2 separate regions of the Homo sapiens genome follow, and region 2 is linked to region 1. Evidence: chromatin loops called from intact Hi-C (ENCODE). Cell type or tissue: PC-3. All regions are shown on one strand. Links, peaks and the distances in the headings refer to the core of each region. The heading gives the core; the rest is flanking DNA.

Region 1 (10,257 bases), core at 2,624-7,623:
AAGGATTTTATTGCAGATTACTTAGGGGAAACTAAAGATATTTGGAACATATCCCTAACTTTTAAAAAATTGATTTTTTTATTTATAATTGACACAATAATGGTAATAACTATATATTTATGGGGGCCAGTGCCATGTTTCAATGCATGTATAGATTGCATAATGATCAAATCAGAGTCATTACCATATCCATCACATTAAACACTTATCATTTCTTTGCAATGATAACATTCCAAATCTCTTATAGCTATCTTGAAATATCCACTACACTGTTATTTGCTGCAGTCACCCTACTGTGTAACAGAACACCAGAACTTATTCATTCCAAGTGTAACTTTGTACCCACTGAACAGCCTCTCCTGTTCCCTTACATCCTTGACCTTTTTTTTTTGGAGACGGAGTTTTGCTCTTGTCACCCAGGCTGGAGTGCAATGGTGCGATCTAGGCTCACTGCAGCCTTCGCTTCCAGGGTTCAAGTGATTCTCCTGCCTCAGCCTCCCAAGTAGCTGGGATTACAGGCGCCTGCCACCACGCACAGGTAATTTTTGTATTTTTAGTAGAGGCAGGGTTTCCGTCTCTACTCATAGTAGAGACCATGTTAGCCAGGCTGGTCTCAAACCCCTGACCTCAGGTGATCCACCCACCTCGGCCTCTTGAAGTGCTAGGATTACAGGAGTGAGCCACCGTGCCCAGCCCCTTATATCCTTGACTTTTAAAAGTTGACATCATAGAGAACAACCAAAGCATACCAACTGGTGATTGGTGCCTGTCAGACACATAATCCTATATTTATTTGAAGAGGGCTGATCCATGATAGTATTGTACAGTTCATCTTCAAGTGAGGAAACATGGGAAACTACAAAAGATTACAGAAGAGTAGAGAGGATGGACCAACATGGAGTCAATTCAGAATCCAGGACACAGGCAAAAGGCTAATGATCTTTAGGTTTCCATGACAACCAGAGGTGGCTTTACCATGATGCTAATGAAACAAGCTTCTGGGCCTCTCACTTCCACTGTCCCCTTCCCAGGCCCTGCTCCTAATTTTGTATTTGTAGTTTTGTATTCTTTTCCTTAAAAAGAGACCTCAAGTTGTATAAACCTTGGACCCCACAAAACCTAATGACAACCCCAGGCATGACTTGCATACCAGCCACCAAGCCTAGACCCAGTGCTCTGAAAACCCTTTCCTGGCAGCCCTGATAATTCTCTGAGTTTGGTAATTAGAGTGGGTGGCAGATTAAATTACCATGTTGCTTCCTAGCTAGGCTGGGAGAGCTGTGGCCTGACATAGAAGCCAGTGGGTGTCACATGGAACAAGTGCTCAGCTATCTCACACTCTGCTCTCTGTGGGGGCACGTGACCAAATTCATTACTAATGCTGAGCTGATCTGGTTACCTTGATTGACACTAAGTGATTTCAGCCCGGGCTATATTTGTCTTCGTGGGGAAAATGCCACGGAGCTGAAAGGCTATTTCCCCCTCCAAATACATTTGGGGCTGTCACTGTGGAGTTACGCACCCTGACATCAAAATCAGACCCACAGGCTTTGGAAGACAGAAAATGACATCATGGGCAAAAAATGGTGTCAGCTTAGCTTTGTTTTTCCATTCTTTTTCTGAACTCTGACAGAGAAGTAGTTTGTCTAGAATTTGAAAAGGCTTTCAGGCAAGGAAAAGGAAGAGTTAGTCGGAGCTGGACTTGTTTGCCAACACAAAAAATAGTTGCCAGGACATATTTCTCTGTCCTCATGATTCCACTCTGTTACTATGAAGCTTAATTTTAAAATGCTTTTATTTGTTAGGGTTTTGGTATCTAATGAATCATTTAACCTGTTATTGAATAAAATTTTAAGCTCTTAGAATTAAATACTACTTAATACAACACATTTTTGTTTATAGTACCAAAAAGAAAAATATTACCTACAAGATCCTACCCTTAAGTCTGACCACCTTTTCCCATGGTTGCTAAGCACATAAGACAAGTCTGTGAATGACCTAGTATTATCTTTACAATGCTGTGCTATGTGAATTCTGAATGCGTGTAAGAAATACATCAAACCTAGTAACACAGGCAAAAATTAGATACTGCTAGTCCATAAACTTCAATTAGGAAGTTTAAATTAGACTGAAGGAGAAATTTTAGCCTAAAGATATCAAATAGAGCTATAGTGGCTTAAAGTGAACTATTACCCTACTTCATACAAGTCAAGTATTTTGGATGGAGCAAATGTTTAATTTAACAAGCAGTTGTTTTGATTGATTCCTCTGGACTTAAGAATAACAAAGGGAATGTAAAAAAAATAAAGTAAACCACCCTTTATCATTGTTCTTGTCCTCATGCATGCTCTGGTTCTCTCTTTACTGCTGGCGTAGAGGAAGGGGACCCTCTTGCAGGTTCACAACCTGGTGGGTTTGGGTGCAGAGATGTGATGAAGCTTGTTCTAACTATCTGCCTGCAGTAGTTACTCATATCAGACTGGGTCAGGTGAGCAGGGAGGCAGAGCTACCGTTTAGCTTCAAATCACAAAGTTATAACTCCCGAATCTGCTCCTCCTCCTCTCTTGAATTTCTGCCTTCTTTCCAGGGAAGATGACAATGAGATGGGATGGGTTTTGACAGAGAAATGGGAGGGAGTGTCCACTGACCTAAGGAAAATACTTCATCTCATGAAAACATGGTTTCTTTTATATAGAGGCATATAAAAATGCACGTAAACAAGCATTTTTTATTGAACATTAAATTTTATTGGTACAGAGCATGTGTTTTGTTATACTGGTGACTAATGCCTTTTAAAAATGAGATTTTGAAATGCCATTCTGCTTATGTAACTGAGATAAAGAGCTTTTAGGACATTGTTCTGCAGTGAACCCCTATAATAATAGCTGATTAGCAACAAGACAACTTGAGGTGCCAAGAATGTTTACTGCAGAACCTTCTATTAAGTAGGAAAAGGTTTTGTTTTTTGGAGAGGTTATCCAGATGGTTTTGCCTGAGAAACCTCTCTAACTGACCTCAAAAGTCATTAGTTTGCAAATATTAGTGTGCAAAAATATTTATTTGCATGTAGATGCCCTGGTTGGTCCCTATTTTCCTGTCTAATGAGGTCACTAGGAGAGTGATTTATTTTAAAACATCTAGTTAAAAATAAATTTATCCATAAGAGAAACAGGAGGAAATATACATACTAAAAGTTGCTTATTACAAAAAAAAAAATCTTTATTTCAATACTGACTCTTTTTTTTTTTTTTTTTTTTTTTTTTTACTTTAAGTTCTGGTATACATGTGCAGAATGTGCAGGTTTGTTACATAGGTATATATGTGCCATAGTGGTTTGCCGCACCCATCAACCCGTCATCTAGGTTTTAAGCCCCTCATGCATTAGGTATTTGTCCTAATGCTCTCCCTCCCCTTGCCCCCTACCCCGCAACAGGCCCTGGTGTGTGATGTTCCCCTCCCTGTGTCCATGTGAACACTGACTGTCTTATAAAGCCTTGATGATGTTCCATAATCATAATTTTTCTTTCAAAGGAAAGTGCTTTTTAGTCTGCAGTAGATTCCTGGATGTTAGCTGCTATGTCCATGATGACTATCACATTTATGGGAGTATGCTTGTTTTTGAAAATAACAGGAGAAGCCAAAGAGGCAAAGTAAATAAAAATACTTCCCAAAAAAAAAATATTGAAATAACGAATGTGTTGGAAGTGAATATTTTCCCAGGCTGGTGATTTTCTTGTACTATAAAGCGTATGGACAGTTAAGTCCCTGGTCACATTCGCAGGGGCCTGGCTTCTGAGTTCCCCTGGGCTCCCAAACACGGCATCCTAGCAGAGGTGTGTGTGACAGCATCATCCCCAGCTTCTGGAAGACCTGGCCCTAGGTCTTTAGGGAAAATCTTTCCACTTTCTCATATATATATATATATATATATATATATATATATATATATATATACACACACACACATATATATATATATACACATATATATGTGTGTATATATATATATACACACATATATATGTGTATATATATATATATATTTTGTGATGGAGTCTCACTCCGTTGCCCAGGCTGGAGTGCAGTGGCGTAATCTTGGCTCACTGCAATATCCTCCTCCCAGATTCAAGCGATTCTCCTGCCTCAGCCTCCCAAGTAGCTGGGATTACAGGCATCCGCCACCATGCCCAGCTAGTTTTTGTATTTTTAGTAGAGATGGGGTTTCACCATGTTGGCCAGGCTGGTCTCGAACTCCTGACCTCAAGTGATCCACCCGCCTTGGCCCCGCAAAGTGCTGGGATTACAGGCATCAGCCATTGTGTCCAGCCAGATTTTTATAAGCATCCTAAGAGCTGCAGGGTATGTCTACTGAAAAATAAAAATGATTAGTTCTCAAGATCACTGTGCAAACTAGTACTGGTTCCATGGGAAACAGGGTTTTTGCCTATTTGCCAGTTTCTAAAGTTGAGGTAATTCAGGGCAACTTTAGTCTCCGCAAATTATCCCTGATTCTCAGCTGAAGTGACCACAGGCTCAATCTGTGTTCTGTCCTAAAACAAAATAAAGCAAAACTCCCTCAATTTATTATATGGTAGGAAAGCTTATGGGTTCTGCAACATACTAGCTGTGTGACTTTGGGCACATTTACCTCAGTTTCCTCACTTGTAAATGCGGAAAATGATACTTGCTCTTCCTGACACTGTGAGGATTAAATGAGATAATATGTGGAAATCATCTGGCACATAATAGAAACCCAATAAATCTGCATCCTCATCCCTCTACACCCCTTTTGGGAAAGCCTTTCCAGCTTGGATAAATCCAAACTTTCTAAAGACTGCAGGCTCCTGGTCTGAATATCACCCTTAGGGAAGGCTGAGTCCAGATTGGGAAGTCTCTTTGCTCTCTACCTTCATTTGCTGAGATCCTTTCTCTTCTGTACACATCTGTCCTTCACCCCTGAGCTCTTTCTGGGAGGGGCAAAGGGGCTCCGTAAACTCAAAAGGATCCTTCAAAAGGATGTTATGCTAACGGCAGAGTTCTAGGGATGGTGAGTCCAAAGGCAGATTGTTCGAGGAAGGGGCTTTTGAGGAGCGGGGCCTTCCCTGAACCCCACAGATGCCCCCATGCAGTGGGCTGCTTATTCTACCTGAACCCTGGGAGAGCTCCAGCTAAGGGCTCACACAGGCTCTAGCAGAGAGTATAAGAAATACCCATCAGTGACCACAATTAAGGATCTTGGCCTGGTCAAAGTCAAGGTCATTCATTAACATTTTCTGAGCACCCATTCCCCAGAATACATATGTTTTGCCCATTGTTTCTCAGCACCCACACTAAAGGACCCATAGTTTAGATCAAAGTACTAGTGCAGGGCTCCATGGATAGGCTTCTGAGGGTGGGTGATTCCCTGAAGCTGTGTGCAAAACAGTATGTGCATATGTTTTTGTGCATTTCTGGGGAGAACATCCAGAACTTTCATTACCTTCTCAGAAAGTTAGGAACCACCTGCTGGTTGTGAACTGAATGTTCTCCCTGTACTCTGCTGGGGCCAGTAGGAATCTTGGCTCCCAGAGTCCCTCCTGGGCCTCCAGATAGATAAAATGTTATGACAGAGGGTGCAGCTGTCATTCCTGGGAGGCCCATGCCCAGTGACTAAGCACTGAGCAATATTTGCTGTACCTCCTTCCAACCACGGCTTCCTGGACCATCACCTCGTCAACAGTTGGTCTGCATACAGCGAAAGAGAAATCAGTCTTCTGGTACTAAACCACATTCTGGGCTACAGCTGTAGGGAGAGAGTGGAGCTTGGCCATGGAGGGTGGTGCGCTGGGCTGTTTGGCAACCTTGGCCAGGCTGTTTAAGCCTCAGTTCTCCTACGGAGATATTAGCTCCTGGCTGTAAGGCCAGGTCTCCCGCCCTCACTAATGTACCCTGCACAGTTCCTGGTGCCCTGAAGGTGCTCAGCTCATGTCCATGGAGTTGAAGTGAAGAGGAACTGATAATCCCTGCCCCAGGCTAGGAGGGGCAATCAGACCACATAAATAACCATGAGAGAATTACAGGTCAGGAACTCAGGGGCTGCAGCTCAGAGGATAGCTGACTTCAGCTCAAGGGCTGGGTGGGTGGATAAGGACTCCGAGAAGGCTTTATCGGGGGGGTAGGTGGGGGACTTTAGAGAGAAGGCTTGACGGAACGGTAGAAGGTAGACATGGGGGTGTACAGACAAAGGGCATTTCTGGGAGGGAAGTGGCTTTAGCAGGACAACACAGGGGCAGGGAGGTTCTGGGCTAGAGCAAGCCCCCTGGCTGGGCTAGAACCAAGAGTGCCTAGAAGAGAGGGACCAAACTGGGCTGGAAAGTGGGTGACCACCCACTGCTGTGGCTCACTTCACCCAAGGAGAAGAGGACTGAGCAGTGGGCCTGGTGGTCCCCCGTGGCTGTGCCACTGGGTCCAGGGACCCGCTGGCCCCACATCCTGTGGGTTCACTGACCGAGGCCCAAAGCCAGGACAACCCAACAAGGCTCAGCACTGTGCCAGGTTATGCTTTTACAGCTAAAACCTCACTGGTCTTGGAGGAAAGTTCTCCTGCTTGTCAGTTCCCGGTGCTCACATAGATCACTCTCGAAGGCAGGCAGGAAGCAGATCTATAATTACCGAGGCAGCTGAGATGCTTTTCCCTGGGGCTGGTGTTTAGACTTATAACGTCATCATTTATAAGGCCCGTTCTTCTCTGATAATGAAACGAAGTAGGGCAGTGTTACTAGACTTGAGACAGGAGTTTTCTTCTCTCATCCCACTCCACCCCTCTCACTTCCCTTCCCCAAATTTCCGCTTATCTGTCTCCAGCCGATCTCTAGTATTTTCAATACTATCTCTTCACCACAGAGGGAACATTCTAGGGGACAATAAAAATCGGAATTGTTGCTTAGTAGCCTCTGTGAGATTCAAACCACCTTCAAAAACTCATTTAAATATCTCTTTTCCTCCAGGCGTCCTTCATGGATTGCTCTTCCCTAAGACGTTGCTTTCTTTATGATGGCCTTGCTATTTATATAAGTGGTTCTCTTCTGTTGCAGCTAGTCCTAAAGAAGCATGGTAAATATTTCAGGCTCTGGACCCTTTAAACCGTCATTTTTTTTAAGAAAACAAATTCTGTCCCTCATTTTGACTGGGGATAGAGGGGGTAGGCATTCTGATGCCCTCTCTCAGCCTTTGTGTAGGGATTGTCTTCTCCATTAGCCTGTATGCTTAAGTCTTCCCTCCCTTTCTCCCTGGAGTGCATATCCAGAGTTTGCTAGGGGGAAGGGTAGGCTGTGCAGTGGATGGGGTAAATGGTATGTGGGTGTGTATACACGTGTGTGTGTGTGTGTATGCATGTATGTGTGTGAGCCCAGGCCCCTTAGTACACTTTCTTGTAGGAATCCAAGCATCACCGGTTAAGGTAGAGGACATTGCAAGGGTCTGTAGCCTGAAAGTCCTGGAGACTCTTTGTCCCAACAGGGATGCCACCTGTTGCTGTCCTCAGCTCACATGGAGGACATAATCCCTGAAGGAAGGTATGAAACTTCCCTCTGCTTGGCTGTTGGAGAATGGTGTGGTCAGGACAGCTCTGGCAAAGCTGTGATGCAGACATTAAGTCCTGGGTGCCCCTACCCCTACCACATGCCCCATCCTGGGTTCTGTACATGGCTGGGCCACACCAGTTCCAGGGCCTCCATGCACACACTGTCCTGGCCAGGAGGGGAAGAGTATTCCAGCGAGGGGAGGGCTAAGCCGAGGCTGAGGCAGTGTGAGCACATTGACAACTACACTTTTTTAAATCAGGAATTTAAACAGTAATCACAAAAAGTACAATCTCTGGCATACTGAAAATTTGACAGTTATAAAATTGTAATAATACTCCTTAATGTGTCCAGTGAAACATACATACTATAACAATGTGTTAGCCACCATCACTTGTTTAAAAATTATGCCAACCAGGTCTTCTTTGGCCATCAGAACTTTTATATTGTTCTTATTTCTCTTTGGATCTGCATTTCCATCCCACTTCCCCCATGGAATTTTATTCTAATATGTCTTCATGCTTATTATAGTCACTGTAATAAAACTGTGTAGGTATTGAAATTAACTGAAAACCTCCTGTGATCATTAGCTCTAAGTGTTAAAAAACAATTTCTATATTATTCATTAAAACAATTTTATTGATCAAAATATCATAATATGAATTTTTTTTGAGACAGAGTCTTGCTGTGTTGCCAGGCTGGAGTGCAGTGGCACGATCTTGGCTCACTACAACCTCTGCCTCCCAGGTTCAAGCGATTCTCCTGCCTCAACCTCCCGAGTAGGTGGGACTACAGGCGCACACCACCAGGCCCAGCTAATGTGTGTATTTTTAGTAGAGACAGGGTTTCACCATGTTGGCCAGGTTGGTCTCGATCTGTTGACCTCGTGATCAGCCTGCCTCAGCCTCCCAAAGTGCTGGGATTATAGGCGTGAGCCACCGCACCCAGCCAATATAATATGAATTTTAATAAATAACAAAAATGCAATGTTATTGGAAATGCATCTGTTAATGACATAGGAGGGCTTTCTTTTTTCAGCCTTCTTCTCTATACATGGATGAATATTACTTATTGTTAAAATGAGGCAGTGCTTAGCTTCAATTCTACTTCTATTTTTTCTTTCTTATATATGTACCTGCTGAGAAAACATGTTCACAAAATATGATTGAAATAGAAAAAGCTTTGTTATATCAAAGATAATCAATTCTTTTAACTCCTTCCCAGTTATATACCCAAATCATGGTCATCTATCATCAAAAATTATTTTTAATGATCTATCAGCTGACAATTCAATTAGGTGTTCCATCAATTTGAACTTCTTTGAAGAATGGAGAATCAACTAACTGTGAACATTTATTTTTGGTCATTGCACTCATTCATATTCTCAATTTCTAGAAAGTATATTTAAAAATCTCTTCCATGGCAATTATATTGTGTCACTTTTCCACAAGAAGTGCCTCATTTAATCTGATATACTCTGAAAGGGTTAGAATAATCAAGATATTATTAATTTTGAAATATCTTACTAGTATAATTTTTAAAAAATAAGTTTACACACACACACACACACACGGAGCTGCAGATTTAGCTCATTCACTTATAAATTTTGTCCACCATTTAACTTAATTAGTAAAGCCAAACTCACCGTCAATCAAACTGACTTTCAGTAAGAAAAAGCTTGACTTTTGCTGCATTTTAAAATTCAATGAAACATGTCAACAGGCATCCTGGAGTCAACATTCATCACTTAATGAATTTTCTTTCTGGTGGAGTGAAAGATAAGGTACGGAGACTTGCCATGAGTTTGTCACCTGCAGGAAGTAGGTGCTGCCACCTTTAGTGTTTCTTCCAACTCTCTCTTTGGTGTGCTTTGCTCTCCCACAGAAAGGACCATTCTTTGACAATACTAGTAAGGGAATGGACTCTTCCGTTGTTAAATGAAATACGAGGAGTCTTCAAAAAGTTCATGGAAATGTGTAATATAAGGTAACTACGCATGGATTTCTGATTTTTTTTTGCACCAAAATAAACCCATGCTAACTTGTTATAACATAGATACACAGGATCTAGTTTGAGGCACTAAGAGGGATAAAACATCAGTTTGAAAAGAGCCCCTATCAGAGAAACATGAATTCTGATAAAATTGAAGCAAAAGAAACCATCACATTTATGCTAAAGCTTAGGTGGAAGAATGGTGAAATCACTGATGCTTTATGAAATGTTTAGAGGGACAAGGCCCAAAGAAATTAGCTATTTACAAATGGCTAACTCATTTTAAGAAGAGATGAGATGATGTTGAAGATGAAGCCCACTGCAGCAGACCATCCACATCAATTTGCAAGGAAAAACTTAATCTTGTTTGTGCCCTAATCGAAGAGGACCAACAATTAACAGAAAAGATAGCCAACACCATAGATATCTCAATTGGTTCAGCTTCCACAATTCTGATTGAAAGATTAAAGTTGAGCAAACTTTCCACTTGATGAGTGCCAAAACCATTGCACCCAGATCAACTGCAGAAAAGAGCAGAGCTTCAGTGGAAATTTAAATAAGTGCAATCCAGATCCTGAAGAATTTCTTTAAATAATTGTAGCCCCTATCAGAGCAATATGGCTTTATCAGTACCATCCTGAAGACATGGCACAAAGAAAACAATGACTACCAAAAGATGAAGTGGCCTAATCAAAGCAAAAGAGAC
Region 2 (10,257 bases), core at 2,710-7,709, 200 kb before region 1:
TACTTTTTTTTTTTTTTTTTTTTTTTTTTTTTACCTCTGGGAAGATATTGCTTCTGTGCATTTCACACTATAGAGAGAAACTTGCCTCATTGTGACCCCTAACCTATGTAGTAAATCCTCTAAAATTAATTTTGGTTCCTTCTGATCTGTGCCCCCATGTGACTCCCCCCAAGATTTCATTATTAGATTTTGACAGCCTTTTAAATTTGTAAATGCCACAAATTTGTCACTAGAGATGAATGGGTAAAAAGAAAATTCCTTGCAGTGGAGGATATGGGTAAAATATTTCAAGTGACAGATCTGCATCAATAATGTTAATGTTTATGGGGTGATGAAAACCATGTAAGTCTTAAGCCAGAATCTTTTTTCAGCTGAGTCCCAGAAATTTTGACCACAGAAGCCAAGGCACATTCCGTTTATTCCAACAAGTGTTTTTTCACATCCTTTCCAACTGTCTGAAAGACAATTGTCACTCTTAAATGCCTGAAACTTTAGATGCTTTTTCTACTGGATTAGTTAAAAGCAATGGAAACATTGTCTACTGTGGTCGGGATGACTTTTGTCTTGCCTTGAGTTCCTAAAATGGAGAGCAAATTTGACAATGTTATTTTGCCCTCTACTTTTTATGTTCATCATCTGGCAAAGTTTTCAAGAAATTTTGCATCATTCTTTCTGACTGACTTCTGAAGGCTTACTTTCATGCCAGAAGGTTGCCTTTGCTGAATGAACGTTGAGTGGTCACAGGGCCAGAGGCTTTGTCTCTTACTGATACCAAAGGAGTTCCCCAACTTGAGTGGCTTCTGATGCCAGTGCAGAAGAGCATTAGTATTTGAGCAGTTGAGAAGTACATTCAGAGGAAATTTAGAGAAAAAGATTATTGAAATTATCCCAATTATGATGCCAACTAACATATGTATGTGATTATTTTTAACTAAAGAAGAAGGATAAAGAACTTTGAACCAGTATAGTGTGGTCCTTTGTCTATTTATTTGCATATTTTGATTTTTAAATAATGAACAAAAAGGATTCATTCAAAGCAAAGCTATTTTAAACTTACCCTGAAAAGTTAAAAGTGATTCTTTGGGAAAAGAAGGAAAAAAGATTTAAAAAAAATTACCACTGTCCCACCTTCACCCAAGTGTATACAGGAGGTTTCCATGTCTTTACATATTAACAAGCTTATTTCTTTACTAAAGTTATGTGGATATTTTGGTAAAGAAATGATAAGCTTGTTATTGTTATCTCTAACTTCTAGGCTCAAGTGACTCTCCCACCTCAGTCTCCTGAGTAGCTAGGACTACAGGTGCACCACCACACCCAGGTAATTTTTAATTTTTTTTGTAAAGTTAGGGTCTCACTATGTTGCCCAGGCTGGTCTCAAGCTCCTGACCTCAAGAGATCCTCACGCCTTGTCCTTCCAAAGTTATGGTATTATAGGTGTGAGCCACTGCTCCTGGCCAGTATAAATATTAATATGTTCTGGTGTTAGTACTGTAAAATGGATTTTCTTATGTAGAGCTGTTGAAGAACTTTAAAACTTCCTGTAGATTCTCTGTAACATTTTGTATTTTGCCCCTTAGAATAAAAAACAGCTGCACCAGATTATGAATATTTCTCTGGAAATTCAGCCCTGTAATAGACATTTATGGAGTACCTGTCATTAAAGATTAAGCGCCTGGTCTGATGAAAATTACTAGATATGCGTAAGAAAAAATCTGGAAGCAACACTCTTTGTAAAACTAGTGGGTAGTTATCACCTCTTTTTTTTTTTTTTTTTCAAAATAACTTCAGAACTATTTGCATATAACCACTGCAAAAGAGTTGTTTTGTTTTTCTTTGTTTACTTAGCTGCTTACAGTATACACATTTCCACTTTATTCCCTGATGTTACTGGTTCTTCTCCCTACCACACCCTGCCTGTCTGCCAAAGTTTTAGATGTTTACAGTGTTCTTCCCATCTGCATGCTAGACAGTTTCTACCTTAAACACCATTGATCTCGTCCCTGAACTCCAAACTCCATATGTCCACCTGCCATCTTAACCTTTCAATTTGGAAGTCTAATAGGCTTCTCAAACTTAACATGTCTAGAAAAAAACTGTTGACGTCCCTCCACTAATCCCCCCCACCAAAATTTTAAAATTAAAACCGCAGTACTGTCTTATCCTTCCCTGTTTCTATTAATGGCATCATCATCTGCCCAATTAGTAAAACTGCAAACCTGTTGTCATTAAAAACTTCTTGTTATTAAGATTCTTTATTCTTCCTTTTGCTTCATCATTCTCTACTATTAACTCCATCTGCTTCTTTCCCTCTTTTTCCTCCAGCTACCTGACTCTAGGCAGCCATCATCTCCCTCTTGATATACTGAGAAAGTCTCTTACCAGGACTTCCTGTTTTCACTTTTGTCTTTTTAAAATCCATTTTCTACAGCATAATTTTTAAAAAGTATGTCAGATCCCATCTCTGTTCCCGTTGTCTCTGGAATAAAATTCAAACTCCTTGCCATGGAGACTTACAAGAGCTTGTCTACTCTCCAGCCTTATTTCTTAGTACTTTCCCCTTTTTTTGGTTATGTCTCAGCCAGATTGCCCTCCTTTCAATTTCAGCACTGTAGCTTGTTACTACGTGTGGCCATTCAAAACAGTAGATATTTATTACAAACTTACTTTTAGGGACGAGACACTACTGCCTCCAGAGAAGGAAAGAAATTTTGTTAGAATATTATAAAAGGGTGGCATGTAAAGGTAGCTAGACTGCCTTATCTCCATTTCTTCTCAGTGTCAGAAAACTCTCAAACTAAAATGGAAATAAGTTGCTGATTCACTTTAAAACCCAAACTTACTTAAAATAAACTGTCAGTTCTAAGCTGAGATTTACTCCAATAGAATATTCCCTTGATGGGTTGAGAATGAATAAGATGAATTATCTGAGTCCTGATCTTGCTCATATAGCTGTTTCTTTAAGGACCAACATTTGGTTCCTATACCGTAGGATTCTCTCCCTGGTAAAGAGGAGTTAGTAATATCCATATCTCTTTTCTAAATTCCAGAATTCTTCAATTTGTATTTTCTTTAACTCTGTGACCTAGCCGTTGTCCACGGCACAGTTAGTCTGTGGGTCAAATGGGTGTGGTTTCACCTAATTCTCCCAGAACGGGAGATATTGCAGGAAAATGAGTCCTACTACAATGAACATTAAAGAAAAGATTATGTCTAAAGGCAACATTTTCATATAAGTTTTTTCCCATATCTATTAATTGCATCAAGGTATGTGTCTGTACCAACGTATGCTGTTGGACCTTTCTGTTAGAGGTGCTTAATTGGTTTCTGACCATGTCAGTTATAAGATAGAGAATCTGTCTGTGGTAAATGACATCCCATAAATGAGTTTCATAAGGCTTGACCTGGGAGCTGACATGTCAGGACTTCCTAGTGTGTCTTTGCATACCGGTTCTAAATCTCCCAGCTTCTTTGGTATCTTTTTATTGTATGACAAGATGCTGTACTTTAGTTCATGTTTGAAGCGACAGAAGCTTAAGTTTTGAGTTCCCAGGAAAAGAAAGACTTAAACATTTCCAATTAAAGCATCAGAGATTAGTCTGACTAGGGTGTGAGTTAACAGGAACTCTTTATTGACCTAAAAACCTACCCAGAAAGTATTGGCATGAGAATTTGGCAGCTTGGAGTGGGAGGGCCTATGGCTATGGTCAGTCTTAACATGTTAGGACATCTTAAATTTCACTTTAAAATTTCTGAGTTTGCTGTTGATTGATGCCTGCTAAGAAAGCGTTTCTATAATAGGAATTGAGATTGTGCTGCTGTAATGCCCTCAAGCAATGCCACGTCACCAGTATCTCCTCCTATTTTAGGGCAATTCTTTTTCTTAAACCAAATTCCCAGCTTCAGCAAGAAGAATCCAAAAGCCGAACTGTTAGAAATTTGTCCCTGGTTTTTCCTTCCTTTACCCAATTTATTGAGTAGCTACTATGTACTAAGAAGCATGGTGTTAAGAAGTGGGAATACAAAGAAAAGTCTAAATGGCCAGCAAATGAACAAAGAGATCTTCAACTAAACCAGTACTTAAGGAAATAAAATTAAAGCAGCAGTTAGAGTGAGTACGTACTATGTACCAGGATACAATAACAAATCATATTTATTTACTTACACACATACACACCTGTGTGCATCAGGTGATAATAAATACTATGGATAAAATAGGAAATGGGGATAGGAACAGTATGGGAGGCAGAGTTTTGCAGCCTGGTCTTCACTGCCACCAGTGCATGAGGCTAGGTGTGGAGGATCATTGCAGATCACATGGAGTGCCTGGGCTCTGTCGCCATGGTTATGTAGAGATGGGACATGGAAGCGAAAGGAAACCTTTCCTTTCCATATTAACTCTCTGACTCCACATTAATGTGGATCCTGTCCTGGCAGTGTCAGCCTCAGGTCTAATTTGAAAGGTTTACTGTCTATAATAATAATGGGCTGGAAGCCAGTTCACATCTGACTACATGTGTGGCCACATACATGTATGTGTATTTGGGAAGAGAAAATGTATCTTTAGAACTTACTACTGGAAACATTAGGAAAGAGCCTTTTTTCTACATGTGGAGAAGAAAAGCCTTTTTTTATTATTATGCGTTAATACTCTTTTTTTCTCCAACCTCTGTCTCCTCAAACAGACAAATAATTTAAACATGGCTGTCAAAATTTCTGAACACCAGGAGGATGCCTCCCTGCCTTCCCTCCCTCCTTCCCTCTATTTCTGTCTCTCTCTTTCTGTCTCTCTCACACAGAACCATAGTTTCAGATCAGATTTTCTACACACTGTTTTAATTTATTAGAAGGGAAAAATTCTTTCTTATGGCTAAAAGTTTGCACTCTTGATTTTTCTAAAGTCCACTTTTATGACTAAGCTATAAATCTCTAAAAATAGAGATTTACAGTGGAAATGTCAACTCCTTTGTATTATGTCAGGTCAAAATGTGTAGCTAATTGGTGTGCATTTGTTCATGCATATGTCATGAGCCAGAACTATGTTTTAGCCCAGTGACCACACATGGGGGCAGATAGGTGTGGTCCAGTTCAGATATACTAATGTTTTCTTTGTTTATGGTAAATTAGAATAGTGCAAGGTACTGGTTTGGAAAAATATGTGGGCAAGGCAGACATTTAGGATTTATGAACCTTTACTTAGCCAGTATTGCCCTATCATTCGTCCACCATATCGACCTGTATCCACTAGGGGACATAAGAACACCTACTGGAGGAAAGAATGAAAGTTTGTCTGCATTAAAATTTAAACACAGGACTCTTAGATAACATACAAAAAGACTCATTTTTTTAGTTTCATGATTCATAAAGAAGTTATATATTTTGTTTAAATTTTAATCATCACCAGAAACTTTTAAAGGCAGGATCAGTATCTTAACGTCTATTTATGGAATGAGAACCAAACAAGCAGCTAACTAGCAAGCTTGTGTCATTAACTGACTACCTATGTGGTCTACAGAAGCTATGCTGAGAATGATTCTGGCTTTACAAAATACTTTATATAGAAAAGGATTACCTTTTAGAGTCAGGAGGTGAGACATCTGGGGAGGACATCTGCTATCAGATTGCAGTGGACAAAAACCAGAAGTGTTCTATATTTTGCACCCCGGCCACTAGCTATGAAACCCGAGAGACAGATGTTAAGGGCACTGCTGTTGTCTTCTAAACTGATTATCTGGCCTACCAGGTTAGAAACTTAGGTTGTATTTTTTACTTATGGTTCTTTTTTTTTTTCGGTATGATCTACCTGCAGAAAAAAATGCAAAGATTTTAAGTGATACAGTCTTTATAGACAATTTTTGCTTTTTAGTTGGAGTTTTTACTAACATTTAATATAAGTATTAATATAACTGAATTAAGGTCTACAGTTTTGCTGTTTGCTTTGTTTGTCCCATCTGCTTTTTGATCATTTCTTGTTCCTTTTCTGCCTTATTTTGGCAGAAAATCAAATCATTTTTAGTTTTTCATTTTAATTCTGTTGACTTTTCAGCTATACTTCTTTGCATTTTTTTTAAAGTGGTTACTCTAGGGATTATAATACACAGTCATATCTTCTCAGTCAACAGTGGTTAATATTTTACCACCTCACCTCCTTCTTTGTGCTATATATATATGCATATATATATATATGCATTCATCAATTGTTTTATATATATATATATATATGTCCTAGAATACCATGTTTTACTTTTTGCTTTCTGGTTTTATGTCTTTTAAGTAAAATTAGAATAAACACGCACAATTTTATATTTACCCATATATTTTCCAGCTGGTGTCAATTTCCTTTAGTCTGCAAAATTCCCTTTAAAATTTTTTTGTAGTGTAGGTCTGCTGGCAATGAGATCTCATTTATCTAAAAATCCCTTTTCCGTTATCTTTAAAGATATAGAATTTGAGGTTGACAAGTGGTTGTGGTGTGTGTATGTGTGTGTGCAGCACTTTAAAGATACCGTTTCATTGTCTCCTGGCCTCTGTTGTTTCTGATAAAAAGTTAACCATTACTCATATTGTTGTTCCTCCATATATAACATGTACATTCTCTCTGGCTACTTTGACAATTTTCCCTTTATCTTTGTTTTCCAGCAGTTTGACCATAAAGTTTCTAGGTATAGTTTTCTTTGTTTTTGTCCTTCTTAGGGTTCACTGAGCTTCTTGCATCTTTACATTATGTTATGTTTTTGAAAAAATTGGGGAAAGTTTTGTTACTACTTCAAATATTTATCTGCCCTATTCTCTCTTTCCCTCTCAGGACTCCAGTTACATATAGTTGTGCATTGTGATCTTGTCCCACAGTTCATTAAGGTTCTTTTATACCCCCCATCCTCGCCTCTCCTTCTTTTTTTATTTCTGGTCTTCAGATAGGATAATTTCTGCATATCTCTCTTCGTGTTCACTGATTTATTTATTTTTCTACTCCAATCTGCTGTTAAGCCCATTCAATAATTTTATTTCAGATGCTGTATTTCTTTATTCTTTGTTTATTAAAGCTTTAATTCCTTTACTGCTGTTTACCATCTATTCATTGATTTGGGACCATATTTGCCTTTAAGTCCTGGAGCCACTTTAAAGTTCTTGTCTGCTGTTTCCAACATCTGGGTCATCCTAGTTTGGTTTCTGCTGGATAAGTTGACCCATTATTCTGTTATTGGTCACATGTGCCTGCATTTTTGTATGTCTAGCTAGTTTTATTACATGGTGGATATTGTGGATGCTCTGTGTTGTTGAAAATACAAATTTTGTTGTCTTCCTTTAAAGAGTATTGAATTTTCTTCTGGTAATCAGATAATTAACTCTCAGATCAGACTATCAGATCAGAATGAATCATATAGGGATTTTTTTCAAGACTTATTTTTAAAGCAGTTTTAGGTTCGCAACAGAGCAAAAACTACAGAGAGTTACCATATAAATCTTCCTGCCACATATGCACAGCCCCCTCCAGTCTCAACATTCTGCACCAGAATGGCACATTTGTTACAATTGATGAATGCATATCATTATCAGTCAAAGTTAATAGTTTACATTATGGTATAATGTTACACATTATGGGTTTAGACAAACAGATAATAACCTATATTCACTATTTATAGTATCATAAAGACACTAAATTTTAACAAAATCCATATCAATTATTTCTATTATGAATTGTGCCTTTATTGTTGTATCTAAAAAAGTCATTGCCATATCCAAGTTTAGTTAGATTTTCTCCTATGTTATTGCCTAGTTTTATGGTTTCATGTTTTACATTTAGGTCTATGATTCATTTTGATGTGAGTTTGTTTCATTTTTTGTCTTTGTTTTTGAGACAGAGTCTTAGTCTATCGCCCAGATTGTAGTGCAGTGGCACGATCTTGGTTCACTGCAACCTCCGCCTCCTGAGCTCAGGTGATCTTCCCATCTCAGGCTCCTGAGTAGCTGGGAATATCAACATGTACCACCATGTCTGTCTTATGATTCATTTTGATTTACTTTTGTTAAGGGTGTAAGATCTGTGTCTACATTCATTATTTTGCAAGTTGATGTCCAGTTGTTCCAGCACCACCTGTTGCAAAGATACCTTTTCTCCATTGTATTGCCTTTGCTCTTTTGTCAAAGATCAGTTGACTCTATGTATATGGGTCTTTTGGTGCTTTCTATTCCATTGATCTATTTGTCTTTTTTTTTTTTTTTTTAAACCAATACTGCAGTGTCTTGATTACTATGCTTAGTGTAGTATGTCTTAAAAGTTAGATAGTGTCAGTTCTTTGACTTCATTCTCTTTTAATACTGTGTTGGCTGTTCTGGGTCTAATTAGCTCTCTATATAAACTTTAGAATTTTAATTGGGATTGTGTTGAATCTATAGATGGGAAGAACTGACATCTTGACAGTATTGAGTCATCCTACCCACATACATGAAATATCTCTCCTCTTAGTTCTTTGATTTCTATCAATAGAGTATTGTAGTTTTCTTCTTATAGATCTTATACATATCTTATTAGATTTATACTTTAAGCTTTTGGAGGGTGCTAATGTAAATGTACTGTGTTTTTAATTTTAAATACCACTTATTTATTGCTGGCATATAGGAAAACAGTTTACTTTTGTATATTAACCTTGTGTCCTACAACCTTGCTGTGATCACGTATTAGTTCCAGGAGTTTTTTAATCAATTCTTTTGAATTTTCTACATAGACGATCATATTATCTGTGAACAAAGAGTTTTCTTTCTTTCCTCATGATAAGGTTAGGCCTTGTGTCCCCACCCAAATCTCATCATGAATTGTAATCATCAGGTCTTGAGGGAGAGACCTGGTGAGAGGTGATTGGATCATGGGGGTGGTTTCCCCTATGCTGTTCTCCTCATAGTGAGTAAATTCTAACAAGATCTGATGGTTTTATAAATGGTAGTTTTTCCTGCACTTAGACACACACTCTCTCTCACCTGCCACCATGTAAGTCATGCCTGCTTCCCCTTCTATCATGATTGTAAGTTTCCTGAGGCCTCCCCAGCCATGTGGAACTGTGAGTCAGTTAAACCTCTTTCCTTCATAAATTACCCAGTCATAGGAAGTTCTTTATAGCGGTGTGAAAATGGACTAATACACCTCACAATCTTATATAACTTTTCTTTTCTTACTGCATTAGGTGGTACTTCCAGTATGATGTTGAGTGGTGGTAAGAAGGGACATCCTTGTCTTGTTTCTGATCTTAGTGGGAAATATTCTGGTTTCTTACCATTAAATGTTATGTTAGCTGTAGGGTTTTTGTAGATGTTTTTAATCACCTTGAGGATGTTTCCCGTTTGTTCTTAGTTTATTGAGAATTTTTATCATGAATGAGTGTTAGTTAGATTTTGTCAAGTGCTTTTTCTGCAGCTAGGACTATGTGATTTTTTTTTTCTTTTTTAGCTTGTTGATGTGATAGATTCCATTAATTGATTTTTTGAATGTTGAACCAGACTTGCATACCTGAGATATATTATATTTGGCTATGGTGTATAATTCTTCTTATAGATTGTTAGACTTGATTTCCTAGCTTTTTTGAGAATTTTTGCATCTGTGTTCATGAGAAATACTGATCTGTCATTTTCTTGTAATGTCTTTGTCTGGTTTTGGAATTAAGGTTATGCTGGTTTCATAGAATTATTTAGGAAGTATTCCCTCCGCTTCTATTTTCTGGAAAAGATTATAGAGAATTGGTATAATTTCTTCCTTAAATGTTTGATAGAATTCATCAGTGAACCCATCTGAGTAAGGATTATTTTTTAAAATTTTGTTAGGGTGGGGGTAGTGTAATCCTTTCTCCAGGACTAGAATAGCTCACTTCTACCCCTTTCTGGGTATCAGCAGAGTATCCGGGGTGTTCAACGAGGTCTCTTCAGTATGATTGGTAGGACGTCCTATGTCTCCCAGCTTTGTGTAATCTCAGGAATCTCTGGGTAGCTGCCAACTCACAGGCAGCTGTTTTTTTTTTTTGTTTTTTTTTTTTCCCCTGGCCTTGTGTTGTCTTGTCTTGGTGCCCTGGGTATGTGCAGCTTAGTATTTAGCTAAATGCTTAAGATGTCACTTATATGAGTAACTGGAATACTGCTCTTCAGAGCTTCATTCTCTCTGATATCATACTCTTAAAACCTTCAGGAATCCCAACCTCCAGTCTGTTTCTCCAGCTCAGTAAGATTACTATGTCCTGCTTGGGTTACCTCCTGGTGCCACAGTCTAGAAAG

Evidence for each region. Hi-C counts contacts between places; a loop is a spot of excess contacts. Peaks named below come from ENCODE experiments on the same cell type or tissue, not always from the same donor. Only the 100,000 strongest peaks of a DNase experiment are listed, where the experiment ranks them.
Region 2: it touches region 1 in a loop (13-fold over the local background); 3 of 110 quality-filtered maps call a loop at or near these places.

Annotation. Positions count from the first base shown.
Region 1 is chr2:45,233,711-45,243,967 of GRCh38, reverse strand. All of the region lies in intron 1 of LINC01121 (long intergenic non-protein coding RNA 1121), which reads left to right. Among named protein-coding and RNA genes, the nearest start is that of LINC01121, 16 kb to the left of the region's middle. In PC-3, for the core only: CTCF peaks have their summits at 5,297 and 5,501 (motif pointing left); a DNase peak (open chromatin) is centred at 5,647; H3K4me3 peaks cover 299 bases; H3K27ac peaks cover 4,557 bases.
Region 2 is chr2:45,435,326-45,445,582 of GRCh38, reverse strand. All of the region lies in intron 16 of SRBD1 (S1 RNA binding domain 1), which reads left to right. Among named protein-coding and RNA genes, the nearest start is that of SRBD1, 170 kb to the left of the region's middle. In PC-3, for the core only: CTCF peaks have their summits at 5,039 and 5,241; a DNase peak (open chromatin) is centred at 5,252; H3K27ac peaks cover 2,677 bases.